Regions from separate parts of the Homo sapiens genome. Here region 1 is linked to region 2. The links are chromatin contacts, found by Hi-C in ENCODE. All regions are on one chromosome and are shown on one strand. Each heading gives the region's core, a stretch centred on a gene start or an enhancer-like site at or near the end of the contact. The rest is flanking DNA. Distances are from core to core; before and after follow the strand shown.

Region 1 (5,252 bases), core at 2,686-5,185, 1.8 Mb before region 2:
TGAGGGAAATTGGCCAAAACATAGGAGTTACAGGGCCCATGCAAGTCCAATGTCCAGCGAGGCTGTCAAATCTTACAGCTTCAAAATGATCTCCTTTGACTCCAAGGTCTCACATCCAGGTCACGCTGATGCAAGACGTGTGTTCCCATGGTCTTGGGAAGCTCTACCCCTGTGGCTTTGCAGGGTACAGCCTCCCTCCCAGCTGCTTTCACAGGCTGGTATTGAGTGTCTGTGGCTTTTCCAGGTGAATTGTGCAAGCTGTTGGTGGATCTACCATTCTGGGGTCTGGAGAACAGTGGCCCTCTTCTCACAGCTCCACTAGGTGGTGCCCCAGTAGGGACACTGTATGGGGGCTCCCAACCCCACATTTCCCTTCTTCACTGCCCTTGCACAGGTTCTCCATGAGGGCCCCACTCCTGCAACAAACTTCTGCCTGGGCATCCAAGTGTTTCCACATGTCTTCTGAAATCTAGGTGGAGGTTCCTAAACCCCAGTTCTTGACTCTGTGTACTTGCAGGCTCAACACCATGTGGAAGCTGCCAAGGCTTGGGGATTGCATCCCCTGAAGCCACAGCCCTATCTCTATGTTGGCCCCTTACAGCCATGGCTGGAGCAGCTGGGACGCAGGGCACCAAGTCCCTAGGCTGCACACAGCATGGGGACCCTGGGCCTAGCGCATGACACCATTTTCTCCTAGGCCTCGGGGCCTGTGATGGGAGAGGCTGCCGTGAAGCCCTCTGACATGGCCTGGAGACATTTTTTCCATGGTCTGGGGGATTAACATTTGGCTCCCCATTACTTGTGCAAATTTCTGCAGCCAACTTGAATTTCTCCTCAGAAAATGGGTTTTCCATTTCTATCGCATTATCAGGCTGCAAATTTTCCAAACTTTTATGCTATTCTTCCCTTATAATACTGAATGCCTTTAACAGCACCCAAGTCACATCTTGAATGATTTGTTGCTTAGAATTTTTTTCTGCCAGATACCCTAAATCACCTCTCTCAAGTTCAAAGTTCCACAAATGTCTAGGGCAGGGGCCAAATGCCCCCAGTCTCTTTGCTAAAACATAACAAGAGTCACTTTTGCTTCAGTTGCCAATAAGTTCCTCATCTCCACCTAAGACCACTTCAGCCTGGACCTTATTGTCCATGTGGCTATCAGGCTTTTGGCCAAAGCCATTCAACAAGTCCCTAGGAAGTTCCAAAGTTTCCCACATTTTCCTGTCTTCTGAGCCCTCCAAATTGTTCCAACCTCTCCCTGTTACCCAGTTCCAAAGTCGCTTCCACATTTTCGGATATCTTTTCAGCAACACCCACTCTACTGATACCAATTTACTGTATTAGCTCATTTTCATGTTGCTGATAAAGACACACCCAAGACTGGAAAGGAAAAAAGGTTTAATTGGACTTGCAGTTCCACAGGGAGGGGAGGCCTCGGAATCATGCCAGGAGGCAAAAGGCACTTCTTACATGTGGCAGAAAGAGAAAACAAGAAGATACAAAAGCGGAAACCCCTGATAAAACCATCAGATCTTGTGAGACTTATTCACTACCATGAGAACAGTATGGGGGAAACCACCCCCAAGACTCAAATTATTTCCCACCAGGTCCCTCCCACAACACATGGGAATTATGGGAGTACAATTCAAGATGAGATTTGGGTGGGGACACAGCCAAACCATATCACTGGGTAAGCAGAGGTTGCTGTGGGCCGAGATTGTGCTAGTGCACTCCAGAGCCTGGGTGACGGGTAAAACCCTGTCAAAAACAAAACAAAACAAAAAACACCCAAAAAACCCCAAAACAAAACAAAATCCTGGGCAAAGTTCATAAAAATACCATAAAGAGAGAAGATTTTTGTAGTGTCTTAGAATTAATTTATTAACTAACCAGAATACACAAAATTCCTAAAAAAAAGACAAAAATCCTGATAGAATATGGGGTAAAGCATTATGAGCAGATGATTTTTAGTAAAGATAGAAAATCTTATAAGCATATACAGACATGCTCAGACTCATCAGTAATCTGAAAAATTCAATAGTGAGATAACACTTTACATCTGTTATGTTGGGGGAAAACAAGAACCCTTGATAATGCCAAGCCTGGGAAGAATGTGGGGCCATAGTAACCTTCGAATATTGGGAGCATAGACTGGTATGGCATTCTGGATAGCAACTTGGAATTATATGGTCAAACTGAGAATACTCATACTCCATGACAACAATTTATCTTCTGTTCATCACAGACTATATGTAAAATTAAAATACAAACACAAAGTGGAAAGGATATTTGCAACATATAGAGTAGACATATAATTATTATCCAGAGTATATAAAGAACTGAGAGAGAGACCAACAGAAAAGGGGGCAAGATAACTACTTGGCAGTTCAATAAGAGATAATGGAAAGGCTAACAAAACCAAAGGTACTCAACCTCAACAGTACCCAGAGATTCAAGATAAAACCACAATGAAATACCTAAAATACACACATCCAAATATACAAAAGTTAAAAATCCAAACACAAATGTTGCTGATGATGTGGAAAAATAAGAACTCTTATACATAAGCACCAGAAACATAAATAGGTACACTACTTTGGAAAATGGTGTGGTCTTACTTTTTAAAGACCCACATGTGCAAAACCCTAATACCCAGCTAACCCACTCCTACGCTAGTACATGTGCATTAATAGACACAGACTTGTACTACAATGTTCACAACATTGTTAATAATAGCTAAAAATGAAAACAGTGTAAGTGATCATTGATAGTAGGAAGGATAAATCAATCTATATTGGAATACTGTCCAGCAATGGAAAAAACTTCAGCTACACAGCATCACCGGTGGCATAATATTAAGTGGGAGAAGCAAATCACAGAAGAATACATACAGTATTAATACCATTTATATACTATCAATACCGGAAAACATTAAACAATATCTTGTTTAGAAATGCATACATGAATGGCAAAAGGAAGAGAATTATTGTACAAAAGTCAGGGTAGTGGTTACTCCAGGGCGAGAAAGGCAATGTAATCGTTGGGGGCATTTTTCAGGTGCTGGTAATGTTTTATTTCTTAACCGGGTGCTAGTTGTACAGGTACTGTTCACATTATTATTAAGATAAACGTGTTTTATACACTTCTGCATGTATAATGTATTTTGCAATACAAATGATTTTTAACATGATTGGATTGGGCAATCTCTTAGGTTCTTTTTATCTTTGATGGTCTATTGTCAGGCCCTTCACAGCTGGACTTATTGTTGGCACCTCATTGACAGTTCCACTTAAGCAATATGCATTAAGACGCATACATGGGTGAATTAGACAGGAAAATTTGAAGGGAAAAGGGAACGCGCTAACAAAGGGAATCACAGAATAGGAGACTAGGAGTATGGACCATCTGATGCAAGCCCCTCTCCTCAGGGAGGCAACTGGGGTTTAACTTGAGAGCTCCTGGGTTCCAGTCCTGGTTCCGACTTTGATTTGGGCAAGTCTCTTCCCTAATTCCCAGTATCCTTATGCTGGCTTTGTAAACCGTGCCGTGAAATTTAAATAGGAGGACTAACAATAATTATTATTCTTTTACAATTGGGAAAACTGAGGCCACAGTGGGTCGCCACTAGCCCAAGGTGCCATCACCACGTTGTAACTCAGGGGTTCCCTCCGACGGCCTTACAGGAACTCCAACTCCCTGAACAGAGCACCGTCCCATTATACAAACAGCAGCTCCCTTTCGTCCGGCTTTGGGCGCAGTTTGACGTCACAGAAGAGCTGCCTTGCCTCACCCCGCCCCTTCGGAAGCCCCGCCCCCTGCCCGACTCCGCCTCGCTCGGCGTTCGTCAAGCTCCGCCTCCAGCGCTCGTCCCAGCGCGGGTAGCCCTGGAGTGCCCCGCGCGGCCTCTCTTCCGGCCCCGCCCCTCCTGGCTGCCATGACAACGAGTCTGCGCCCCGCGCTCAGCTGCTTCTCCGGCGGAACCCAGGCTGGACCGCGGGCCCCGGCCTGGGGGCCACTGCTGCCACCGCCGCCGCCACCTCGTCTCCTCCCCGTCCCCGCCCAGCCCCAGGTCTCCCCGCCTCACTCGGGCCCGTGGCCGGGGTCACTCCCCGCCGCCCCTCCCCGCACGGATGCCGAAGGTGAAGGCGCTGCAGTGCGCCCTGGCGCTGGAGATCAGCTCAGTGAGTACCGGTAGCGCCTCCCACCCCCGGGCATTGGCTCAGGGACTCCCTCAGTCACCTCCGAGAGCCCGGAACCACCCCCAAACCTCCTTCACCCTCCGAATCATCCCTAGGGAGCGTCGACCTCACGCCCCTTCGGTCCTGCCCCATCTTGTTCTCAGAAGCGCTCTCCCACTCCGGCCACGCAGAGGCCTGACCCCTGCTCCGCTATGCTGGCTTCAACCCGACTTCCAACTTGCGCGCTTTCAGATCGTTCCCAAATCACTTCAGAGTTCTTTCCTCGCTCCTAACTTTCCAGTGAGAGAGAGTGTATGTGCGCGGCGCGGGGGCTTTTCATTCCTCTTTCGGGCTCCAGTTCTCTTAGAGAATTATTGCCCCCGCCTTTCCCAAGTCTGGGGGTGGGCGTCGCATTTCCTCCCGAATCCCTGCAGGCACACCATTTCAGACCAGTTTCAAACCCGCATTAATGAAGGGGCCTTTCTTTATTCTGTCTTCGAAGGAGAATCTTCACATCCAACAACTGAAATGTGTCATTGCGCAAAGTACCTTGCCTTCCCTCCCAGGGCCTTACAGGAAAAACCCAACTCCTCAGAAATCACTTCAGGCCCCTCCCGTCCCCAGACCCTTCCGACTTTGTGCCAGCCATTGCAAGAAAGGCCCAGTCATTTTTATGAGGGAAACACCTCCTTCTCCAACCTTGCAACCCCACCCCTTCACTCTCCAGACTTGCTCAAGAGGATGCTTTCCTCCATCCTCCTGTGGAAGTCCAGCTGGGGCAGAGAACCCCACTCATCCAGTGAAGGGGCTGGACCTCTCCATGCTAGGAGAAAACTCTATTCCCCTTGTTGATCTCAGAAGACTTCCAAGGGTTTTGAACTTCTTCCCCTGCATTCTTTAGAGAACCCTCTCATTCCCCTGTTTAGAGGAATACTCCCGCTTGTCTGTTCTGGAGGAAATCTCCACAAGACCCTTTCCACACCCCGTTTTAGTCCTGCAGGCACAGACCTGTACGGAGTTTGGAACCAAAATTCACCATTCGGTCTCTTCGCTCCTTCTTACTCAGTAAGTCTT
Region 2 (5,508 bases), core at 210-2,709:
AGTAATTTTTTCCTTTATTTTATTTTATTTTATTTATTTATTTATTTATTTATTTATTTATTTATTTATTTATTTATTTATTTTTGAGACGGAGTCTCGCTCTGTTGCCAGACTGAAGTGCAGTGGTGCAATCTCGGCTTGTTGCAACCTCCGCCTCCCGGTTTCAAGCCATTCTCTTGCCTCAGCCTCCCAAGTAGCTGGGATTACAAGCGCGCACCACCACGCCCAGGTAATTTTTGTATTTTTAATAGAGACAAGGTTTCACCATATTGGCCAGGATGGTCTCCATCTCCTGACCTTGTGATCCGCCCACCTCAGCCTCCCAAAATGCTGGGATTACAGGCGTGAGCCATCGCGCTGGCCCAGAGTGAATTTTTTTTTTTTTTTTTTTTTTTACGGAAAAGCCAGAGTATGCTACCTCTCAGCTTAAAGCCCCCAGTGCTTTCCCAAAGTCCTTTCAGTGATCCATAAGGCCCTAAAGCCCTGGCCTCTGATGCTTCTCTGACCTCATTTCCTATCACTCTGCTCCTTGCTCTTCTGGTCCAGCCACAACAGGTCTTCCTGGTCACTCCTTCCTGCAGCCACTGCACAGCTCATTCCCTCACCTCTCCTCCGATAAGCTGACTAAATGTTCCCTTTTCACAGAGGCACTCCCCATCACCTGACCGTGTTTCAATTTTCATCATAACACTTATCACCTCCTGACATTTAATATGTTTGCCTATTGTTGCTCTCCTCCCTCTAGAGTATAAATAAACTGCAGGAATAGATTGGCAGATAAGATACACGATGCTCAGTTAAACTTGCATTTCACATACACAATGAATAATTTTTTAGTGTGAGGATGTCCCAGATGTTGCATGGGATGTCTTAATGCTAAAAAATTGTTTGCTGTTTCTCTGAAATTCAAACTTTACTGGGTGTCCTACATTTTTATTTGCTAAATCTGGCAACACTATACAGGAAGACAAGGACCCTGGTTATTTTGTTCATGGCTGTATCCCCAGCGCTAGAACAGCTCCTGACACGTAGTAAGTAAGCTCTCAATAAATATTTATTGACTGAATGAATGTGTTAATTAATCTGAAACGCGCCTAAACTTTTAACAGCCTGTGTGAGAGTCAGAGAGGCGGAGCCTTCAGACTTGGTTAGTCCAGGGGGCGTGGGCGGCTGATGAACTTTCGAAGTAGGTCGAGCAGCCGGGCGCTTTGCCTGCCCCGCCCGCGCTCCGCAGGATGCAGGACTCCACCCGGCTCAGGTTCGCAGCAGGTCCCGGAAGCCCTCCTGGGGGCGGGGCCACCCTAATCGGCAGGTGGGACCCAGCCCCAGCCGGGGCAGGGCCCCTTTAACGCCCCACCTCTCCGCCACGACTTTCGCCCCGGCGTGACGTCACCCCAGCGGGCGACCAATGGGAGTGCGGCTTACTGGCAGGCGGCGCAGGCGGCCGCTGCCAAAGGGGAAGTGATCTGGGGCTGGAGCGATGGCCCGGGGCTGGAGCTCGCGGCCGCCGCCGCCGCAGCCGCCGCCACCAACGCCAACAACAACGTGTCGGGAGCAGCCGCGGCCGAAGCCGGAGCAGGGGCCGGAGTCGCGGCTGGAGTGGGGCCTGCGCGTGTGAGTGGCCGAGAGTTGCCCGTGCCGGAGACCTCAAACTCCGGGCGGGAGCGCTTTCGGTCGGCCGAGCCGCCGTCGCCCGCGGCACCGTGTCCCCAAGGCCCAGACAGCGGGGCGGGGGTCTATCAGGCGCGGGACTGGCTTCTCTCAGGCCGACCCTTCTAGCCGGGCTCCGGATCTTCCTCGGCCTCGGGCCCCCTTCACGTTCAGGACGGAGGCCGGAGAACGGTGATCATCACACACCCCAGCCGGCTTCCTGGCCAGGGCATTTTCTCTGCGGCCAAGCAGTGTTGGGATTGTAGCTGCTGGGAGCCCCCTCCTGCCGCCACCTCTCCTGCAAGGAAGGGACTGACGCGTTCCCACTTTCTTACTCTGCACCTCCCCACTCTCTTCCCATTCAAGAACGAGTTTCTCTTCCCTCTCCATTGGAAATCTTGCTCCGGAGGTCCGAAACACGTATTTTAAGCGTGCCCTTCCTCACCTCCTGGAGCACCCTTAGAAGTATTGCCTACTTATCCGGGCTGAGAATCCTTCATTTTTGACCTGGCTTTTTTTTCGCCCTTTGGGAGATAAAGGTCCCTCTCCACCCTCTACTAACACTCTGCACCCAAGGCCTTATCCTTTGGGGTCACCAGCTCCTTGGCCATTTCTATGTGATTTCCCCCACCCATCTGAGTTCCAGTTTCCTCTGGGCTCCAATCTCCAGTCCCTGGCGGATCTGGTCAGTCCCACCCCTAGGTGGGAGTGACCAGGGGGCTCTGGCCCAGGATTCCCAACCCTGGAAGGCAGCTCCAAGGCAGGAAGAGAATTGGGCATCGGGTACGAACCTGGCAGCTCAGGAGTCGGGGCTCCACTCACCCCACACAAAAAGATGAAAAAGCGCAAAGAGCTCAATGCATTGATTGGTTTGGCTGGGGACAGCCGGAGAAAGAAGCCCAAGAAAGGCCCAAGCAGTCACCGCCTGCTTCGCACTGAGCCTCCCGACTCAGACTCTGAGTCCAGCTCCGAAGAGGAAGAGGAATTCGGTGTGGTTGGAAATCGCTCTCGCTTTGCCAAGTGAGTAGTGGTGAAAGGTGGAATGGGAAGAAGGCATCTCCTTGCACTACCAAGGGGCCACATTGACAGGAAGGAGAAAGGAAGTCCTTAGGAAGAAAAAAGGGTGTAGGCCTTGGAAGTCAAAGAGGGAAAAACGGTTTTAGGGAGAAGGTAAGTTCAGATCCTGAATGAAGAATAAGTTAGAGATCTGTCTTTAGGTGTAGAAAGAAAAGCTCCAAATCTGAGGTGGAAATGTGGACTTGGAGAATGTGCCAAGAGCCCAGGGAGTCCTAAAGAAGCAAAGAATGGAGACAGAGGAGCAGAGAAGCTTTGGGGACTAGACTTTTTAAAACAGTGTAGAACAAAGGAGAAGCAGAGACTTTAAGACTGCAGATTATTTCGTTTTTGCACTCTTGATGAGTCTGAATATTGGTGGTGGGGAAATATGGTGAGAGATATACTGTAGGAAGTATGAGCCTTGAGAGTAGGTGGGGTCGGGGGGCAAAAGAAGAGGCATCATTTTCCCTAGCCATTCATAGGTGGAGAGACCACTAGGCAAATCAAGTAGTAAGATTTGAGGACATTGGGATTGGGGCTCAGGATGGGAAAGGACTAAAGGGAACTTCAAAAACGTCCTTTGACTCTCTCAGAGCACACTAAAAGAAAAGAGGATTCTGCTGAGGATGTAGAAACAATGGCTAGGCAGAAGGTCGGGGTGCTGACATTGAGTGGTTGGTTGGTTTAAAATGTCTTGTTTTGTTAAAGGAAGAGTTTGATTTCTAATGAGCTTTGTCAGCTAAGGCTGTTAAGGGCAATCCTGGGTTTGGGTTATGAAGATCAGTTGAAGTGTTACCTTCATCAGAAGGTACCTGGAGTAGTAACCCTACTAAGTTAGTTTAGACCTTGAAGGTTGGTTGATGTTTTGTGTGAAATCCAGCCCCTTCTATGTTTCCTTACTTCTGAGCCAATAAGCTAGAATACACCAGGTGTCCACTTAAAACTACAGATCCTGTTTCTTTCATTTCTTTTGCAGTAAAACTTGCTCAAAAGTTTATAAAGTTTCAGTAAACTGGAGCAAGGTTCCCCGGAGTGAGTATGTATTTCAGAGAGAAATCAATAGGCAAATTCCAGTGCAGAGATGGAATTGCAGAGAAACATTGGTCTTTACACTTTTGTGACCTGAGCTTGTATTCAAAGACCTCCCTCCTGATAATGACAGCTGCAGTGCCTTTAGGTTCTTCCTTTTACCTGCAGGAACTCCTTCTGTTTTATGTGACATTTGAAACCTTTGTATCCAGTAGATGAACCCTTAATAGGTCATATTATTTATTCATTTAAGTGCTTTACCCTGCCTCCCCTGGTTAATTCACTGGTTATTCATTTAAAGGAGATAATTGCATGGCAAAACGTGTACTATTGCTAATAAAGCTATACCCATAATCACTTTTGTACTCATGGTTGAATTTGTCCTCTTGAGCAGGGGAGACTATTTACGATGCTGCAAGATCTGTTATCCGCTCTGTGGTTTTGTCATCCTTGCTGCCTGTGTTGTGGCCTGTGTTGGCTTGGTGTGGATGCAGGTTGCTCTCAAGGAGGATCTGGATGCCCTCAAGGAAAAATTTCGAACAAGTAAGTAAGTGGTTACTCTCTTTTTTTTTTTTTTTTTTTTTTTTTTGAGACAGGGTCTTGCTCTGTCGCCTAGGCTGGAGTACAGTGGCGCAATCTCGGCTCACTGCAACATCCGCCACCCAGGTTCAAGTGATTCTCATGGTCAGCCTTCTGAGTAACTGGGATTACAGGTGTGTGCCACCACACCCAGCTAATTTTTTTGTCTTTTTAGTAGAGACGGGGTTTCACCATGTTGGCCAGGCTGGTCTCAAACTACTGACCTCAGGTGGTCCACCTACCTCGGCCTCCCAAAGTGCCAGGATTACAGGCGTGAGCCACCACACCCAGCAGTGGTCACTCTTTTCAGGGTGTAATCCTGGACTCCTTTCCAGGTTCTGGGACAAAGTCAACCCTGCTGAACGAAGATTTTTGCCCATTCTAGTGAAGCAATTATACGTTCCTCTCAGTATTTTTATACTCTTTTTGAGCTCTCTGCTTGAATGTTGTAACACTTATTTGTTTTTAAACTCACAAATAAAAGGCAGTGCTTATGCACCAGCAGGACAAGTAGCATCTGAAATAATGGCATTGCAGTCAATGCTTAGCGTGCAAAAGGCAAGAGACTCCTACCCTAGGGGTAGGAGTCTAGAACTTGGTGTAACCTCTACTTATGGCTTGCATCTCCCCAAGCATAAAGTGGCAATGACAACACTGGGCTATTCCTTCCACCTCACAGGGCCATTTGAGAAAGAATGTGGGAGCATCTGTCAAACGATTGCCTCTTTAGAAGGACTGAATAGGAGCATAGGAATGGGCAATAATAAGAGTAGCTAACATTTGTGGAAGGCCTACTCTGTGCCAAGTCTCAAATCATTTTCTTTACAAAATAATCCGGTGAGATGGGTATTATTTTTATTATTTTGTGCTCTTAGAAGGATTAAGTAATTTGTTCAGTGATTAAGTATGACAGAGCTGAGCGTCCTCTTGCCCCTTGCTGCCCAAATTCACATTTATAACACTACTGTCTGCACCACTGTTCCTGGTGGCCTTGTAAGCCTATGCACATTTCTTCAAGTGCCTACAGATCTCTTTGATATCAACTTGGTCAGTAATCTAAAAGAAGTTTAGTAGAAGAAACAGGAAGAACTGGTTTTCTGCATACTTATCAGTTTTCAAGCTTAGAGCAAGGACTGATAGATTTCTCTCCTTAGCTGTGCTTATACTAGTAACACGATCTCTTTCAAGAAAAAA

Evidence for each region. A loop is a pair of places that touch in the nucleus more often than their neighbours do. Pooled maps may share reads with other maps.
Region 1: a loop to region 2 is called in a map of CD4-positive, alpha-beta T cell, with 9 times the contacts of the local background. The contact joins the promoter of SPATA6 here to the promoter of EFCAB14 in region 2. A Hi-C loop is called at or near these places in 2 of 168 maps with a recorded cell type or tissue (CD4-positive, alpha-beta T cell and naive thymus-derived CD4-positive, alpha-beta T cell) and 4 of 50 pooled maps.

What each region holds. Positions count from the first base shown.
Region 1 is chr1:48,470,887-48,476,138 of GRCh38, reverse strand. It overlaps SPATA6 (spermatogenesis associated 6), which reads left to right and starts at 3,935. Exons shown (of 13, transcript NM_019073.4): 1 at 3,935-4,181. The coding sequence starts at 4,131. It overlaps LOC124904175 (a long non-coding RNA gene), which reads right to left. Exons shown (of 2, transcript XR_007066074.1): 1 at 5,187-5,252. RefSeq lists an enhancer at 3,604-3,653 and a silencer at 3,864-4,253.
Region 2 is chr1:46,715,065-46,720,572 of GRCh38, reverse strand. EFCAB14 (EF-hand calcium binding domain 14) reads left to right here and starts at 1,459. Exons shown (of 11, transcript NM_014774.3): 1 at 1,459-2,670; 2 at 4,130-4,278. The coding sequence starts at 2,486. RefSeq lists silencers at 1,235-1,284, 1,605-1,654.